2 separate regions of the Homo sapiens genome follow, and region 1 is linked to region 2. A link is an interaction called in ENCODE POLR2A ChIA-PET data of the cell type or tissue named here. Cell type or tissue: OCI-LY7. All regions are shown on one strand. Region 1 overlaps ATP2C2 (ATPase secretory pathway Ca2+ transporting 2). Region 2 overlaps MBTPS1 (membrane bound transcription factor peptidase, site 1).

Region 1 (2,500 bases), 330 kb after region 2:
TTATAGGCAAATAATACCAGCCTTGCCTACTCCTTAGGAATGAGTGGCATGTGGTTCATATGAGTATACTTTTTAAACATTTAATTTTTTTTTTTAATAGAGACAGGGTTTCGCCATGTTGCCCAGGCTGGTCTCAAACTCCTGAGCTCAAGCAATCTGTCTGCCTCAGCCTCCCAAAGTGCCAGGATTACAGGCATAAGCCACCACACCTGGCCTCTTTTCAAACACGTAAGACATTTGTTAGCATTTTGATAAAGATACAGCTTTCAGACAGTAATACGCACAGGTCTTCAGTGCAAAAGTCAATGAATGTTGACATATGTGTACCCCTGTGTAATCATCACTGAAGCTGTAGGATGGCAAGGTGAAGACATTTTGAACAAAGGCAGGCAGAAGCTAGGATCTTGTCCAACTAACCCATTGTGCTCACCCTTTCAGACACCTAAAACTCCTTTGCAGAAAAGCATGGACAGGCTAGGAAAGCAACTGACACTCTTCTCCTTTGGCATAATCGGTGAGTGAAGCAGTTTCCATACTGGGTTTGTTCTGCAGATGGAGGGGAGCCATCATAGGGGGGTTGCCATGGCCGTTTCTCAAATATCTTGCTACTCAGCTGCATAAGGCTTGGGGATTGGGATCAGAGGCTCTCCACAAGCAACAAGAGCTTTCTGTATAGTTGGACCAGGCTGGCTGCTGTAACAAGCAGCCACTACATTTTCTTGGCTTAACAGAGTAAACGCTTGTTCCTTGCTCACACCGCAGTCCAAAGTCCGTGGGTGTATTCCTGGTCCAGTGGCTCTCCTGGATAGCTCGCCTACAAACAGTGACTTGGGCCCAGGCCCCTGTTACATTGCTGCTCTATCTTCCTCTGGGTCCTTGGAGGCCATGTTTCTGTTCAGCCAGCAGATGGTGAAAGAGGAAACATGGAGGCTTGTGGAGGACATTTTTAAGGCATAGACCAGGAAGTGGAATCATCAATTTGACCATCTTTTATTGGCCAGAATGGAGTCACATGGCCTACATAACTGCAAAGGAGACTGGGAAATGTAGTTTATCTGTGCACCCAAACATATTTCTATGCTTCTAAGCAGGCTGTTCCTGGACTGGGACTTCCTGACCTTTGGTAACACAACAAACAGCATTGACATGATGCTGCGGTTCTGAATCTAGATCTTAAGGCTTGACATCCCCATAGTGCTGCCCCAGTCCCTTCTGGGGCTTCTTCCTGTTCTTTCCATATCTGGCCTTACTTCTGTGTCCTTTATTCCAGCCTTTAGGATCAACCCATGCCTGGCCCCTAATAGATTCTCAGTAAATATTTGTTGAGTAAAACATTTAATCAAGGAATAAACCAACAAGCCACTGCCTATAGCACATCTAGTGATGAGGGGGGTGCTGGTGAGTGTAGCCAAAACTGCGAAGCCAGAGAACAGTCTTGAGAGAAACAGCTTATGTAAGCCCATGTTTCTTAAGTTAAATTAGAACTTAAATTGACATGTCCACAGCAAGACCCATGATATCATTCAGACATTTTTTTTGAGGGGGCAGGAATGGAGTCTCACTCTGTTGCCCAGACTGGAGAGCAGTGGCGTGATCTCAGCTCACTGCACCCTCTGCCTCCTGGGTTAACCAATTCTCCTGCCTCAGCCTCCTGAATCTCTGGGATTACAGGCATGCACCATCACGCCCAGCTGATTTTTGTATTTTTGGTAGAGACAGGGTTTTGTCATGTTGGCCAGGCTGGTCTCAAACTCCTGGTCTCAAGTGATCTGCCCGCCTTGGCCTCCCAAAGTGCTAGGATTACAGGCATGAGCCACCGCACTGGGCTTTTTTTTTTTTTTTTTTTTTTTAACATTTTGGGAACTGCTCTAGCAGATGGAGAGTTTTGACACTCAGTCCCATGGACCCCCTAGAAGGCCCAAGGGGCAGGTGCAGGGAAGCAACACCATGCTGGTCAGCGCTTCTAGAGGAAAGTAGCATTTGCCAATTCCCATGGTGCAAATACTCTCAGTGTGGCCGTTTTCAAGCTACTAATGTATAGACACAGAACATGGATTTCGGAAGAGATGTACCTAGTTGATTCTTGTGAGCTCCTGTGAGGAGTCTCCAGCCTTCTACTATGGGAATGCCACAAGGGTGGAGTGAGTACCTAGTGGGGGTGGCTCTAGGCTCACTGCCTCACCCCTATTTCCAATAGAGCTCCCCTTGCTAATCTATTTCATTTGAGTTCATTTGGGTTCTAGCTAAGATTTCAGCTGATGACTGAGTTTAGTAGCCAATAGTAGAATGCCCAAAACAAAACTAACAGATACTGTGGCAGCTGCCCCCCTCAATACATACACACACACACCCCGCTACCATCCATCAGAAAACATCCCTGGCCCCCTGGCCCCTGCAAAGCAAAGCTAACGTTCTTTAGCAAGCTCTCCAAGGGTGTCACCTGGCAACACCACCCACCTTCCCAGTCCCTACTCACACCTCCGTGTCTCGTACACCTAGT
Region 2 (2,500 bases):
AGGTGACAACTGCTGAGGTGAGTGGTGAGTACCTGGGTGTTCATCTACATCCTATAGTATTTTTTTACATGAGGAAAACATCCTTAAGACAAGTTTTAGACAGACATAAACAAGTAACCATAGGTAGATACACAAACAGATAACAATTTTTCAGTTATTTAAGGGGGAAAAAATCCCCGAGGTCATCCCTGCTGGGGCTACTTACCCATAAAGAGGTCCGTCATTGCCAATAGCAGAAACCATGATTACATTGTTAGCTGTTAATTCCCACACCTACAAAAGGAGCATTTATTTAATGAAAGTATCCCTTTCATTAAACATATAACTGTCAAAAAAAAAAAAAAAACCATACACAACGTCTAAAAACAGTTCTAAAAAAGCAGCACTGGCCCATTATAAAGGCGGATGTGCTGGCAACTTGCATTTTTAGAGGATACCACCCGGGACGGAGAAGCACGCAGTGCACAGAGCAGATGCTGACTTTCTAGTCACTTTGAGGAAAACACGAATTGCATGTTTAGGTAAGAAAGAATTGGCAGGGCATGGTGGCTCACGCCTGTAATCCCAGCACTTTGAAAGGCTGAGGTGGGTGGATCACCTGAGGTCAGGAGTTGGAGACCAGCCTGGCCAATTCGGTGAAACCCCGTCTCTACTAAAAATAGCAAAATTAGCCGGGCATGGTGGTGTGCACCTGTAATCCCGGCTACTTGGGAGGCTGAGGCAGGAGAACCGCTTGAACCTGGGAGGCGGAGGTTGCAGTGAGCCAAGACTGTGCCATTGTACTCCAGCCTGGCCAACAAGAATAAAACTCCATCTCAAAAAAAAAAAAAAAAAAAAAATCAGCAAGGCACCATGTGCTCCTTATCAACACCTACTCTGAGGCCTCTAACCCACTCAATTTATGACATGCAAATCACTGAAGCTCACGTCATTAGCCATCTGTTCTCACAAAGCTGTCACCACCTGGATGAAAAGCCACCAACACACTAGATATGATGCAAAGTTGGGCTGCGAAAGAGCAGGAGCTGTCACCCAAACCCCGTGTGCAGTGACTCCACAAACCTTGTCAACAAACGGATGATCCATGAAGTCCGGGCCGCCGATGCTGAGGTTTAACACGTCGATCTTCTTTAAAATGGCATAGTTGAAGGCGTCCAAAAACCAAGATGTGTAAGATACCTAGTTAAATATTATAACAGTCTGCTTAGTGTTTCAATCAAGTTTTAAAGTGCTAGGACAGTTTTTATTTCTAAGGCTCTTTTAAAATTACAAGTAGTTCTCTTAATTTTTTTTTACTTAAAACCAGAAATGAATCCTGAGCATGCATAATGCTCTGGAGAGTAAAATACAACACGTAGAAGTTCTAAGTCCTTGGAGCTGAACCTAAGGAAGAGGCAGCTGTGTTCTGCAGGTGGCCTATCTCTCTAGGTGAAATGCACAGCTCTCTACACAAAGAATGCCTTCCTAGATAACACCCAAGCTCCCAACCGCCCCTCTCCTACAAAAGGACTTATCCCAAGGCACTTCTATTAAGTTAAGCATTTTGGAATAGTTCAACTTATCTATCTAACCTTCTTCATTCCTAAACAGACTGAAGGACAAATGGCAGCAGTAACAGTTATTTCACAGTATTAGTCTTCTGATGTTCAAGTGCTCCTATGTTCCTTACAAAAGCTTCATTACTTTGTGGATCACCTTTAGCTGTTGCTTTTTTAAAAAATATAAAATTAAGTTTATGGTAGGAAGAGAAGCAATGTAATGATTAAGATTATGTTTTTAAAGGTTTTTAAAAGACCAGGTACTTATATTTTCTCATATACACCAAAGAAATTCTACGAGGAGGTATAAGAAAGGAACATCATCACACAGGACACACGGGCCAGTGAGGAAAGAACCTGCTGGACGGGGACAGGGGTGGGGGTCTCACTGTGTTACCTTCTGACATTTCTGAGCTATGCATTACCTATTCAAAAATTAACCTTAAAAAATAAATAACGAAAAAAGAAACAAATACTAGGACCCTCTCCCTTTTCTATAGTTTCCAAATGAAGAGTGAAGGAACAAGGCTTGTAAACTCCCATTACCCAACACAATGCCAGGTGTCGGGACACAGAGGTAAATAAAACAGCTCAAGGTGGTAGGAACCCAATCAGGGAGGCAAGCACACTTATTCTATCTGCAATTGTTCTGTTCTATCATGCAGACAACCGACCCAGGGTACAGAGGCCTGGGGAAGCCTGGAGGTAGAGAAGAAACAAGGGAAATCAAAGAATCGTCGTAAGTAGTAGCCTCGGCAGGGTCTTCAGGGTTCAACTTAGGTCGACACAGTGGTTGGTGGGAGAAGGGCGGAGCCACCCAGGAGGCAGAGGAACAGTAAACTGAGCATGCGTGCTGCAGTATGAATGGCTCAGCGTCACTGACGTGCACTCCTTTTACACAAGTGTGTACAGTCCAGTGATTCTGCTTTTTACATTTCAGTATGAATTCCTCAAGTTTCAGG

Evidence for each region. ChIA-PET counts read pairs that join two places held together with the same protein. Peaks named below come from ENCODE experiments on the same cell type or tissue, not always from the same donor. Only the 100,000 strongest peaks of a DNase experiment are listed, where the experiment ranks them.
Region 1: POLR2A ChIA-PET joins it to region 2 with 5 read pairs; 1 of 35 experiments calls an interaction of 5 or more read pairs at or near these places.

What each region holds. Positions count from the first base shown.
Region 1 is chr16:84,422,750-84,425,249 of GRCh38, forward strand. ATP2C2 (ATPase secretory pathway Ca2+ transporting 2) reads left to right here. Exons shown (of 27, transcript NM_014861.4): 10 at 439-514. Among named protein-coding and RNA genes, the nearest start is that of ATP2C2-AS1, 43 kb to the right of the region's middle. In OCI-LY7, a CTCF peak has its summit at 900 (motif pointing right); a DNase peak (open chromatin) is centred at 992.
Region 2 is chr16:84,090,670-84,093,169 of GRCh38, forward strand. MBTPS1 (membrane bound transcription factor peptidase, site 1) reads right to left here. Exons shown (of 23, transcript NM_003791.4): 7 at 1,063-1,179; 8 at 206-273. Among named protein-coding and RNA genes, the nearest start is that of MBTPS1, 25 kb to the right of the region's middle. RefSeq lists an enhancer at 880-2,079. In OCI-LY7, no CTCF peak of the experiment used is centred here; a DNase peak (open chromatin) is centred at 962; H3K27ac peaks cover 372 bases.